2 separate regions of the Mus musculus genome follow, and region 1 is linked to region 2. A link is a contact called in ENCODE Hi-C data. All regions are on one chromosome and are shown on one strand. The core of a region is the stretch at or near the end of the contact, and the rest is flanking DNA. Distances in the headings are between cores, read along the strand shown. Region 1 has its middle 23 kb from the start of Vegfa. Region 2 holds the start of Abcc10 (ATP-binding cassette, sub-family C (CFTR/MRP), member 10).

Region 1 (6,406 bases), core at 2,788-5,287, 270 kb before region 2:
TGAGGTATCACACTACTTCCTGCCATTCCAATCTCCCTCCCTCATCCCTAGTTCCCTCTCCCCCAACCACCTCACTCAGAAAACCTGGTGTCACTGACCAGGAGAGAACTAGAAAGCTGGGGCAATCAGGACCAAACCCTGACTGAGAATCTACACATACACCTGTGTGGGGTACACCTCTGTAGTGCAATGTTTGGGGTACCTCCACTGTGCAGAGGGAAGCCTCAAGAAAGATGTGCAATCCCAAAGCAGCCTATTCTGACAAGAGAGCCTTCCCTCTCTTCAAGGTGCTCCTCATCTGCTGGGGGACACCACCTAGAAAGGGGAGGAGGCTGCTCTCTCACTGAGGGGGACACATAAAGCAGCTAGAACTCACCGTCTACAACAAAGCCCCTAGTGGTCCTGAAAGGGTGGACAAAGGCAGTGGATGGGAGTGTCTGAACTAGGTAAGGGAAGCCGTCCCAAAGCAGGGCTGATGGTCGGAGGCATGGGGCTATTCTGAAGGCCCAAGGCTGAGCAAAGAAGACAAGACCTGTGGACAGGCCAAGGTCAAAACCCCAAGGCAAGGCCTGCCTAGAGAATGGATAAGCCATGAACAGGGAGGAGAGGGTCCTGTTTCTTCCTGGTGACCATGTTGCTGTCCAAAGTGACAGCAGCCACAGAAGGCCTGTGCTGCTCAGTCCAAAGACCTCCTCCTCAACCAGCAGTGTGAGGCCTTGAGTAACCTGTGTGACTGAACAGGGTCTGTGATCAGCAGGCTCCCAAACTTGACCTAATGCCATCCATCAAGAGACCAACATTCTCATCTGCACTGGGACACCGACCCCAGAGCCTTTTCTATCTGTAGCTCTGTGGTCTGTTTCTCTCTAGAGAAGAAAGTTAAGAGTGAAGGAAAGAAACGGGAGAGCAAGAAGACAGCCTGACTCCCCACCCCCAGGTCACAGGGCGGTGACTGCCCGGAGCTCTGACTCCCTGCACACCCAGGTCCAGGGCCTGACCCTTGGCAGCCCACTCAGCCCACAAATGGCCTCCTCCCTTGGAGAGCCCAGCAGGGTGGTTTCACAACTGTGTGTGTTTGATGGAGCCTGTTCTTGGAAAGCCAGGGACGGGACAATTCAGTTCTGGGTGTTGGAGAGCCCTGGGCCCCTGGGGTCTGCAGTTGAACAATAAACAGGCATAAGTCTGCCTGGTATGTGCGTGGAGGGGCACAAGGTTAGCCAGTGTTGTAAGTCTGGGGTTGGAGGAGCAAGGCCCTCACTATGAGTTTACCACACAGCACAAGTCCTTCAGGGGGTATCACAGTCTGTTCCCGCTAGAGAGGCTGCAGCTGAAGCAAAAGGAAGATGCTAAGGACATTTAGCACAGCCAACTGAAAGAGCCCTTAGGGCAGGGCCACTCCATGGTCCATCACAGCATCTGGCTCCTCAATAGCATGTAGTACAGGTTAGGAACTACAGACCTGACACAGTATCCTTAGAGACAAGTGAGTTATCCTTCCAAAGCTAGGGTCTGACCAGGGAAGTATGGATCACAGGCAAGAGAGAAGCCCAGGCCAGACCTGGTGACACAGGCCTGTCAACTCAGGTACTCAGGAGGCTAAGGCAGGAAGATCAAAAGTTCAAGGCTTGCCTGAGCTATAGAGCAAATTCAAGGTCAGTCTAGATGACTTAGACCCTATCTCAAAATAAAAAGCATATTTTTAAAAAGGGGGCTGAGGTTGTAACTCCGTGGTAGAGCATTTGTCTAGCATAAGTAAGGCCCAATATGTAATCCCTAGTATATGAGAGGAGAGAGAGAGAGAGAGAGAGAGAGAGAGAGAGAGAGAGAGAGAGAGAATGTTATATCCTATGTACTCTGGATAATGAGGCATAAATTCTAGGCCTTTTTTTTTTTTTTGTTCCCTGCTGGTGTAGGTAAGAAAGATCTAAGGGCAGGGCTACCCCAGTGGCCCACCATAGAGCCTGGCTCTCCAATAGTGTGTCGGGATGATCAGCAAAGGAGAGGGGTCTAAGCAACGAGCAAGGAGGGACGGCCACCTACTGTTCAAGCTGATCCACAGAAAAAAGGCCCTGTCTCTCAGCCAGGACCAATGTCTCTCTGACATTCCATCTCGAACAGCCAAGCCTGGGTGCTCTTCACAGGAAAGGCCAGCCTGACCTGGGGCACTGAAGGCGGGGACTCAGAGGCAGTGATTTGACAGGTGTAGGTGAACGCTGGTTAATTAACTAGCAACTGAGGCCAAAACCTGCCTTTCTACACACCCCCTCCTAGCATCTCCAAAGGTCCACAGGTTTTACGTACATTTTGGAGTTTCCAAGCTGTCTCCCGTCCTTGCCTGACCCCTCTACCTCCAACCCTTCAAGTTCTCAAAGATCTCAGAACGATGCAAGACTCAACTCACAACTGGCTCAGTCTCTGTGTGCTCTCTCTTGCTGTGCATGGACACCTTGACCAAAAGCAATCTGAGGAGGAAAACCCATTTCCGCTTCCAGGGAGGCCAGGAGCGGAGGCTGGAGGCTGAAGCAGAAACCATAGAGGAAACACACGACAGTGTCAGCCAGGTGTGGTGGAGCACACTGTTAAGCCCAGCACTGGGGAAGCAGAGGCAGGCAGGTCTCTTGAGTTCGAGGCCAGCCTGATCTACAGATTGAGTTCCTGGACAGGACTATGTATATATGAAGAGACCCTGCCTCTAACAAACAATAAAAAGTAAAACAGGTAAGACAGCCTCTCTCTCTCTCTCTCTCTCTCTCTCTCTCACACACACACACACACACACACACACACACAAGCACAGCCGATCCAATGGAAGTAATTCTTCACCTGAAATTTCCTCTTCCTATGCTATTCCGGTTTGTGTCAGGTTGATGATTTAAAAAAAAAAAACAAAAAACAAAAAACATGCCGGGCATGGTGGCATGGTGGCGCATGCCTTTAATCCAAGCACTTGGGAGGCAGAGGCAGGCAGATTTCTAAGTTCGAGGCCAGCCTGGTCTACAAAGTGAGTTCCAGGACAGCCAGGGCAACACAGAGAAACCCTGTCTCAAAAACAAAACAACAACAACAAAAACAAAACAAGTAACACACCAACAGACTTTCATGTGCATATGAAATCTATGTACCAAAAACTGTGGTAGCCATGAATCCATACGCGAAGGGGAGGCTCAGCAATTAAGAGCACGTGCTGCTCTTCCCGAGGGCCAGAGCTTGGTTCCCATTCCCTATGTCAGGCAGTGCGACAGCTCCAGTCTTCAAGAGCACTCACATGCATGTATGCATATGCGGACACAAACACAGATGTATATGCGTAAATAATTTTGCTTAAGAGTTGACATTCAATGAACCAAGTTCCTCATGTACCAGGAACCGCATTGCTGGCTCTGCACGTCTAATAACGTCAAGTGTTCTAAGTAAACAGCATTGGCTGCAGGGAGGGAGGAATGTGTACAAGAGAGACGCTGATGAAAATGTTTTTAACTTTAGTTCGATTCTCTGACACACATTTTTCACATTCTCCCACATCTCTGAAATCAGGATGTCCCTTGCAACCAGTAACAAGAAGGCACTGTGTCATAGTTTAGTTAGGCAGCCTGCATCTGGTTTGGATAAAATATACCATCTAGGCAAACTAACTATGCTTTTTCAACTGACAGTGGGTGACACATGGAACCTGTATTGTGGATTTCAAGTTTGTGGGGGCACCGGGGTGTAGAGCATGTGTCATCCATCAATCTGAGAGTTTTCTGGGGAAGAGGCCCTTTCCTCCCCAGAGCTCTGCCACAGCCCAAGCCTAGCACAGCCAGCCCCAAACCCGGGCTGATGGAAGCAAAGGAAACTGTGAGCCTCCACTGAAGCCCTTCTCGTTAGAGAAGGAAGAACCCAGGGAGAAGCCATTCCCTGCAGCCCCCAGGGGGAATAGAGGTGAAAGGGAAGGGGAGGATTGCCCCACTCCTCTCCAGGAACCTCAGGCCAATGGAAACATGCTGGCTGGCTTCAGTCACTCGGCGACCAGCCATCCGGGCTAACTAGGAGCCAATTGTAAACCCAGCACAAATGCCGGCCTAGCCTCTTCCAACTTAGGCTGTGTTTACCTGCCAAAACATGCCCCCATTGGCCTTGCCCTCTGCCCTCCGGCTGGCCCAGGCAGGGCAAAGGCTTAAAATGCCAGCCCCAGTGTAAAGCTAAGGAAGCCGATCTCTGAAGCCCTATGTGACCCACCCCGGGCTGAGCAGTTCCCTGAACCTGCCCTCTGGGCCCCACCAGGAGGCAGGGGATCTCCAGGGGCAAGGGGGTAAGAGGAAGGGAGAAGTGGCTTGTGCCAGGGACTCTCCTACTTGGTCAGAGATTGCCACCACCTCCTTCTCTTTGCCCTCTTTTCCCAGGACTCATTCATCCAGTTAAAGGCCTGTCTTCTACTTCCTATACATTTGTCCTGGAATCTGAGGGGCTCATAAACGTTCGCCGACCACTACAACAGATGCCTAAACTCAGAGAGATAATGCCTTGTCCCTCCTAGCCTGACCTGGGGGTGGGGCCTCTTTATTTAGGGGATGCGAGTCCTTCCTTATCCTTTAGGATTAGTGTCTTCCTTAACAAGGTCCAAGACTAGGGTTCAAGGACTAGGAAAGGAAGCTTTCTTTAGACCTGGGTAGGGAGATGCACTTCAGCCCATGCTGCCTTGGTCCTTCCTGCCCACTCCCTGCCTTGGGAGGTTAACTACTAGACCCTGCTAGGGTGCAAATGGGAGCCTAAAAGAACAGTTTGCCACCCCCCTCCAACACACACACACACACACACACACACACACATACTGTGGCCTCCAGGGCTATGAAACCATGCTCTTCCAGAGCCGCACAGAATCCCCACTCAGCCTTCAGCCCTGGAGCCTGGCCCTGCAGCCTGTCTAACACCAGAGGCCTACAGGTGGATTTCTCGGCTATTTTCCTTCCTCACCTGCCCAGGGATGCAGAAGTGGGCCAAGAGCCAATCTAGTGCTCCTACGCCCAGCCCAGCATCCCCAGCCCAGAACTATCTTAGTTGCTATACAGATTGCAACATAAGCTATCAAAGGGGAAACTGGGGTCCAGAGAAGCAACTTGCTGGGTGTCACTCACTCCCAGGGAGTCTGCTTCTTGATCTTAGAGGAATCTTGATCCTTAGGCTACTCTTGAAAGGCTGAAGGGTAGAACTCAAGTGTAAGACTGAGTCTTGAGGTTGAAGCTCTCTCTCTCTCCCTCTCTCTCTCTCTCTCTCTCTCATGTTCTCTCTAATTGTTTTTGTTTTCTAATGGTTTGGGGTTTTGCTTGCTTTTGAGTTTTGGTTTGGTTTGATTTGGTTTTGATTTTTTGTGGGGGAGGGATTTAGATAGGGTCCCACTATATAGCCCTGACTGGCTTAGAATGTGTCACTATGGAGACCAGGTTGACCTGGAATTCCAAGATCAGCCTGCCTCTGACTCCAGAGTTCTGTACTTTGAGGTGTGTGCATCACATTAGCCAGCTCCCCCTCCCCCACAGTCTCACGTATTTCAGACTAGTCTCAAATACACTGTGTCGCTGAGGGTTGCCTTGGCTCCTGATCCTCCTGCCTCAACCTCTCAAGTTTGGGGTACAGGTATCCATTACCTTGCATGGCTCCGGAATGAGGTGCTGGGGTTGACCCAAGATCAGAAGGAGGGGCTGGTTCTGTCTTGCCAGGTGTGCTGAATAGTTTTATGTCAACTCGACAGAGCTAGAGTCATCAAAGGGGAGTAAGCCTCAATTGAGAAAAATCCCTACATTAAGATCCAGCTGTAGGGCACTTGCTTAATTAGTGATCGATAGTGGAAGGCCCAGCCCACTGTGGGTAGTGCCATCACTGGGCTGGTGGTCCTGGGTTGTATAAGAAAACAGGCTAAGCAAGCCATGAGGAGCAAGCAACCCCACCATGGCCTCTGCATCAGCTCCTGCCTCCAGGATCCTGCTCTGTTTGAGTTCCTGTCCTGATTTCCTTCAGTGATGAACTGTGGTATGAAAAAAAAAAATGTAAGCCAAATAAACCCTTTCCTCCCCAAGTTGCTTTGGCCATGGTGTTTCATCACAGTAAAAGAAACTGTAACTAAGACACAAGGCTTGTCCCAGTCCCCACCCACAGGGGCCAGAGCAATTAGGAATTTGTGACACACCTGTGTGCTCCCTCTTTGCTGCTCACTAAGTCCCCTCTCAGCTTCAGCCTCCCTGCCCACCACAACCACAGAGGAGAACTGTCCTTGGGAGCATCCACTAAGCCTACAAGCTTAAAGAGTCACTCGGACTCTTTAAGTCCAGTGCCAGGTGGCAAGTGCCGTATCTCATCTCCCTCCTGCCTCTCTCCAGCTCTGGGTATAAGGGCTGGCTCTTGGAAACACTCAGGAACTTCTAGGTGACTG
Region 2 (7,142 bases), core at 3,491-5,990:
CTTCCCTTCCCCGTTCGCTTTGGTTCTGGTGTTTCGTCACAGCAATAGTCGCCCCTCCTTAGCGCTCACCTTGGTGGCAGTGAGCTGGTGCCCCATGAGGACATAGGTGATGAAGATGGTGATGCAGATGACCACTGGCAGGGCAGCCCAGAGGTACACACAGGCTGCATCCAAGTATTTGATAACACGGAGTCGTCCCAGCTCTTTAGTCCGGCAAGCCTTCACTCGGTCCCCCAGAGCCTGCTCCCACCTGAAGAATTTGATGACTCGAATGCCACTCAGTAACTCTGTCATGAGCTGGAGACAGGGACAGAAGAGTGCTGTGGAGCTCAGACGTGGCTCGCGCTCCTTCTCTGCCTGTTGCTGGGTGGGGCCCCCCAAATGGCCGAAGGACCCCAGAAGCCCCTCACCTTAACCCGTGCATCCTTGTGCCGTAGCATCTCCTGGTTGCTGGCCATGATTCGGGTGGCAATCACTTTGTTGACAGGTACCAGCAGCAGCGCCAAGACCAGCCCAGCCAGGAAGGCCATGCCCACCTGCTGGTACAGCAGGTAGAGAGTGATGGCCAGCTGCAGAGGCAGGCCCCAGGCCTCATGGAAGCTGCCAGCAAAGTTGAGCAGCCTCTCGGAGTCGGTGCCTAGTAGGTTCAGGACCTCCCCGGTGGGAGGGCGGCTGGGCCCAAGCTTCAGGGCTTTGCGGTAGAGGGTGCTCAGCACAGCCACTCGTGCCTGAAGTGTCACTTTACGGACCTCATACCCATACTGATTCTGCAGCACAGCACTTATCACAGTCCCACCAGCCAACCCCAGGACATAGAGCAGGCCGTGGCTTAGAGGCTCTTGACCTTCCTCCAGGAAGCCCACCAGGAGGGAGAGCAGCAGAGGCCCGGAGAATCCCAGCATGGTCCCCACCATCTTCAACAGTCCAAGGGCCAGGTAGCAACATCCAAAGGCCCTGTACAGGGCCCTCCACAGTTGGGCCCCCTCCTTCCAATGTGCTTGGAAAACTCGGGCCAGGAAGGCAGGATGCAGCCTGCGGGGGAGGCGGCAAGTGTCCCGGGGCTGCTGGAGCTCTCCTCGGACTCCACGAGCAAGCAAGGGTGCCAACCAGGCATAGGAAAAGCGTGACAGCCAACTCTCTCCATCTTCAGCTACCTCTGTTTCTTGACTCTCAGAGGACAGGAAGGGATCATGAGTCCAGGGCTCTTGTGGTCCCCCAGGGGCTGCCCAGCCCAACCCATAGGCCAAGACTGCTGCCAGTTGCAGAATGAGAAGACACACACGGCCCAGAGGTCCTGGGAGAAGTGGGGGCAGAAATGTACCTCGCTGGCAATGCCACAGCAGAGTTAGTACCAGGGCCGGGGTTGGTAGAAAGGCTGCCAGAGCCAAGGCCAAGGGTCCACGGGAACGGCCATGAGGGGAATGAACCAGTGCCCACAGGGCCAGGCTGTGGGTGAACCAGGCCACAGCTGTCACACACCCTGCTAGCACCTCTAGCCATAAGGGCCCTGGGCGTGACCCTGGAGGCAAAACAACTGGAAGGAGGTCTAGCAGTGGGAAGATGGAAAGGAGGAAGGATGCTGCGAGTCGGAGGCGCCAGCCAGGATTGAGAGCTGGGGAGTGATTGGTAGTCCTGGGAAAGAAAGAGAAGAAAAGAAGACCGCAGATCATGGTGACTCATGGCTCAGACACACCCATCACCTTCAACCAGCGGGAGGAGGTAAATTCCCTTTCTGGTCTGCACATGGCACTCCTGCCCTCCTTACAAAGCCTCTCCTTACAGGAAGCCTTCCTAGATTGCCCAATCCATTTTCTAATTTGCCCACAGGTTTTCTGATTCATTCTTTTGCCACAGGTACAAACAAGCCTGAGTTAAGGTTGTATGTACTGTGAAGATTCCAATGAGAAAAACCCACGAATTTTACACAAAGATACACACTTTTTATAAAAAGGGTCCACAAGAGAGTGCCTGAAAGTCACCTGAAACCTCCTAGGGAAACATTTACTTACCTGCAGCTCTTGTCCTGTAACAGGAGAACCTACATTTAAAAAAGTCTCAGAATATTCTACTCCTGTCTTTTCCCTAATTGTAAGAAGTGGTGTACATCACTGTGTGACCTCTCAGCTCAAGAGGAACTTCTTTCAGTTCTGCCTATTTCCTCTTAACATCACAACTGTTTTTCATAAACAACAACTGCCACAACAAAAGGTTTACATTAAGAATCAAAAACAAGAAACCAAGCCGGGCTGTGTTGGCGCGCGTCTTTAATCCCAGCACTTGGGAGGCAGAGGCAGGTGGATCTTTGAGTTTGATTCCAGCCTGGTCTACAGAGTGAGTTCCAGGAATAGTCTGGCTACACAGAGAAATCCTGTCTGGGAAAAAAAAACAAACACAGGGGCTGGAGAGATGGCTCAGTAGTTAAGAGCACTCGCTGCTCAAGGACAGCTGAGTTCAGTTCCTAGCAGCCATGTCAGAAAGCTCACAACTGCCTACAACTCCAGCTCCAGAGGCTCCTCTATCCTCTTCTGAACTCCACAGGCATTTGTGGACACACACACACAATACACTTGAACAATGGAAACAGCCTTTAATCACAGCACTAGTGAGGCAGAAGCAAGTGGTCAGTTTGAACTCTGTGAGTTCAAGGTCAGCCTGGTCTACTTAGCAAGGTCTAGGCCAGCCAGTGCTATATAGTAAGATCCTGGGCGGGGAGGGGGGAACCCTCAAATATCTCAAATATAGGCTGGGTGTGGTGGAGTACACCTGTAACATCAGCAGTTGGGAGCTGGGTCAGGAGGGCCATAAACTCAAGCCAAATTTGGGCTATTTAATACCTCATCTCAACACCCTTCTCCCCTCAAAGAGAATCAAACACAGGGTCAGTCGTGACGGTACAGACTTGTCATCCCAGGACCAGGTAGGGTGGAGATGCAAAAGATTTCCAAGGCTACATAGCAAAGCTTTGTCTTACAAAAAAAAAAAAAATCAAAGAGAAAAAAGTTATAGCAGTGACTATCAGAATGCATTTCCAAGTTCACATAAAAGAAAACTGGGTTGGTAGAGATGTTCTTGCAGAGGATCTGAGGTCAGTTCCGAGCACCCATATGATAGCTCACTGTCCTCTGTAACACTAGTTCCAGGGCACCCAATGCCATCTTTTACCCGACATGCATGTAGCACATATGAATAATTGCTGTCGAACACTCTTATGCATAAAACTCTTCCAGTATTTTTAAAAAGAATGAAATTGGGGCTAGAGAGACAGCCGGGCAGTTAAGAGCACTGGCTGCTCTTACAGAGGACCAAGGGTTCAGTTCCCAGCACTCACATGGCAGCTCATGGCTGTCTGAAACTCCAATTCCAGGGGATCTGATGCCCTCCCCTCTGGCCTCCTCAGGCATTGCACCCAAGTGGTGCACAGTCATACAGTTGGGCAAAATCAATCAACCAACTGATCAAAAAAGCAGAGGGTGAGGCTGGAGCCATATTTCTTTAATCCCAGTACTTAGAAGGCAGGAGCAGGCAGATCTCCTTGAGTTCTAGGCCGGGCATACAGAATGACACCCTATTTCAACAACACAAAACAACTCAACTGAGTCTGTTAAGCTCTTTGCAGTCCTAAAAAATGTTTATCTATAAACTAGACACTTTAGTTCCTTTTGTTCCCTCTCATGTGGCCCAAGCTGAGATCCCTCTGCCTCTAGAAAAGCTTAGACTAGACCACCCCTTTTTTTTTTTTTTTTTTTTTTTGACAGGCGCTCTCTTATTAGCCCTGCCTGGCCTGGAACTCACTTTGTAGACCAGGCTGGCCTTGGACTCACAGGCATCCATCCACCTGCCTCTGTCTCCCAAGAGTTGGGATTAAAGGCTTCACATGCCTGACCTGAGCAGGCTTGCTGTGGGTGTCTGTACTAACCTCTTCTAGGCTTTTGCTTCATTCTGCAAAAGGGACAGAAGGACTTAACTTGGCCATCCAAGAACTAAATATAAAATCAAGGCGAGTGTAGCACCAACACCTCACAACACAAAGCCAAGTTAGTTCTAAGATTTTGATTTCGTTACTCTTCTTCCTACAGCTTCTCTCCAGCAGAGTCTACATGGGCTTTTAGCCTAGGGATAGCAGGGCTTGCTGGATGGAAGTGGCGTGCCACTGGCCCTATACAAGCATCCTTTTTTTTTTTTTTTTTTTTTTTTTTTGCTAAAACGTTTATCTAAGTTTGCCTCCAATTCATGGCAGCTCCACTAGGACATTTAAAACTCTGCAAGAGAGATGCATTGGCAACTTTAAGGATATGACAGGCGCCGCACTCGGTGTTTAAACGCCTTGTGTCATTGAACCCGCTCAAAACTGCGGAGACTCCGAGAAGGTAGGTGGCTTGCTCAACTGAGTGCGAACAGTCAGCTTTTATTCTGCTTCTGCCCTACAGAGACCTCGCAATCCCAGGGACATCTGGGAGCGATGTGAGTTGGTGCCTCGTTGCAGTCTCACCTTGGGGTGCCCAAGTGGCAGGCACTGAGGACGGCGAGGAGCGCGTGGGGAAGGGCGCTGAGCACCAGCTGGGTGAAGCAGTGGCCCGTCGTGTCCCCTTCCCACAGCGGGAGCGGCCGCGCCGCGTCCGTGCCACACAGCTGGGCCAGGAGCCCCTCCATAGACACCTCACCCGGGCGGAAGCCAAGAGTGACAAGGCTCGGGGACTGAGTCCCCCGCTGAATCCCCGCCCCCTAGGCGGGACCGCCCCTTGCTTCCGCTTCGAGCTAGAGCCCGCCCATTCTTGAGGTACTTCCGGGGCTGGAGAGGAAGTCGCTGTCCCCGGGGCAGGCCAGTTTCTAGATCCTGGTACTTACGTTCACCCTCCTGTCTCCCGCACTTGGAAACCTAAGCGCCTTTGAGCTGTTTTAATATCTCAAGTGTTTGTGGGTGAGAAAGGACGCGCTGCCAGGTCAGGGTGCTGCGCCACGATGCTAGGGCCCTCTAGAGGCAGGAAGACCTGTTAACGGGTGCTGTTCGCAGTTTTTGGTTATTTTCGCCCATGGGGGTAAGGATGCTCTAACGCGTGCCAGCCTCTGCGCGTGCGTACAGCTCTGCCTCGGGGAGCTGTCCCGGGAGCGCGATGGTGTTTGCGCACGTTTCTGTCTTTTGGCTTGCGCAGTGACCCACCCAGTCCTGTCCTTGTGCAAATTCATTAAGACCCTGGCACGTGGAGCGCTCGCTCTCGCTTACCTATTGCATACTAGTTGACAAATGCACAGCGTTTAAAGAGCTGGAAATCCAAACATGCCTGCCACGCTGAGGAATGCTTGAGGACAAAAGGCTATTCCTGTATCCTAAGGCTACAAGATCTTGAAAGTATCCAACTTACTTGAGCCTTGGTTTTTTGTTTTTTGTTTTTTTTTTTTTTGGCTTTTTTTTTTTTCGATTGAGATGATAATACCAACCCAAGTATTGTGAAATTTGTATAATTTAAAATGTTTATGTCAAGGCCTTAAAATGTTTATGTCTAAAGCTGTGGCTCAAAGATTAAGAAGAGTGCTTCCTGCTCTTGCACAGGACCTGGATTTGATTTCCAGCACCCGTGTAAGAAGGCTCCAGCTCCAGGGATCCAAGGCCTTCTTGGTCTCTGTAAGCACCTGCACACACATACATATAAACTTTAAAAAAAAAGTGTTCAGGTCACGTGCTTTGCTTAGTCATTCCTAAATATTTCAGAGTGATGGGAAGAACGGAAACTTTTGGTTATCCAGATAGATGTTGGTTCGGACCCTGACCCACCAATTTTAGCAGCGCGATGAGATTAGTTTCATTTTAGCTTTATGTTTGCAAGGTGTATATTGGTACTGACTTCATGAGAGTGTTCAGTGTTGTGGGAATAGTTTGGGTTTTTTTCCCCCCAAAATATTTGCCTTCAGAAACTGAAGACCTTGAAACCAAATTAAAGATTTGAGACATTTAAAATTATGTACCTGTCTTGTTTCCCTACTGTGTATTCAATCTGTTTAAATTTATTTAAAAATATTTCTAGAAGAAAGTCCTTATTCCTTTCACATGCCATGTTTTCTGATATATATATATCCCTTATTAATCATACACACAGTACACAGATAAATGACATATTAGACAACAGAGACAGAAGGTACAGGGAGAGAAATGAATTCAAAATCTTTTTTTTTGTTGTTTTTTGTTTTTCAAGACAGGGTTTCTCTGTGTAGCCCTGGCTGTCCTGGAACTCACTCTGTAGACCAGGCTAGCCTTGAACTCAGAAATTCGCCAGCCTCTGCTTCCCAAGTGCTGGGATTAAAGGCGTGCGCCACCACACCCGGCTGAGAATTCAAATTCTTATTCATGGCTTAAACCCCTCCAAGGGGAAGAACATTTTTCTTTATTGATGAGGCATGGATACACAATATCCACTCACATGAAGATCTCCCTGAAGAGAAGTACTTCCATAGGTAATTGTGAAGATTCCCCTTGGGTCTCAATAAAAAGCTCTACATTTATTTATTTATTTGGTTTTTTGAGACAGGGTTTCTCTGTGTAACCCTGGCTGTCCTGGAACTCACTCTGTAGACCAGGCTGGCCTCAAACTCAGAAATCTGCCTGCCTCTGCCTCCCAAGTGCTGGAATTAAAGGCGTGTGCCACCACACCCGGCCTACATTTATTTTCCTTTTTAAAAACTTAATTTGTTTTTAGCCAGGCCGTGGTGGCTCACACCTTTGATCCTAGCACATGGAACACAGAGACAGGTGGCTCTCTAAATTTGAGGCCAGCCAGGTCTATAGAGTGAGTTCTAGGACAATCAGAGCTACACAGAGAAACCCTGTCTCGAAAAATCAACCAACCAAACAAACAAAAACTCATTTGTTTTTATTTTATGCGTGTGTGTGTGTGTGTGTGTGTGTGTGTGTGTGTGTGTGTGTGTGTTGCTTGCATATATTTTATGTGTGTGTCTGTTCAACACATTGATGCATTACCTGCAGAGGCCAGAAGAGGGAATTGGATCTTCCGGGACTTTACTTACAGATAGTGGTAAGCTGCCATGTGGGTGCTGGGAACTAAACTCAGGTCCTCCCCAAGAGCAAACTGTTCTCAGCCAGTAAGCCATCTCTCTAACCCAAGCCAGGAGTCTCTTCCTCTCCCTCCTCC

Evidence for each region. A loop is a pair of places that touch in the nucleus more often than their neighbours do.
Region 1: a loop to region 2 is called in a map of gastrocnemius, with 3 times the contacts of the local background. The contact joins the enhancer-like site here to the promoter of Abcc10 in region 2. A Hi-C loop is called at or near these places in 1 of 37 maps with a recorded cell type or tissue (gastrocnemius).

Annotation. Positions count from the first base shown.
Region 1 is chr17:46,052,474-46,058,879 of GRCm38, forward strand. No RefSeq gene overlaps it. Among named protein-coding and RNA genes, the nearest start is that of Vegfa, 23 kb to the left of the region's middle. Within about 2 kb of position 4,038, at least 1 of the 3 ENCODE cell types and tissues checked has a DNase peak (open chromatin) inside an H3K27ac peak, as active enhancers do; it is gastrocnemius, where a contact is called at or near this core.
Region 2 is chr17:46,323,283-46,330,424 of GRCm38, forward strand. It overlaps Abcc10 (ATP-binding cassette, sub-family C (CFTR/MRP), member 10), which reads right to left and starts at 4,741. Exons shown (of 21, transcript NM_170680.2): 1 at 4,490-4,741; 2 at 411-1,632; 3 at 70-297. The coding sequence starts at 4,650.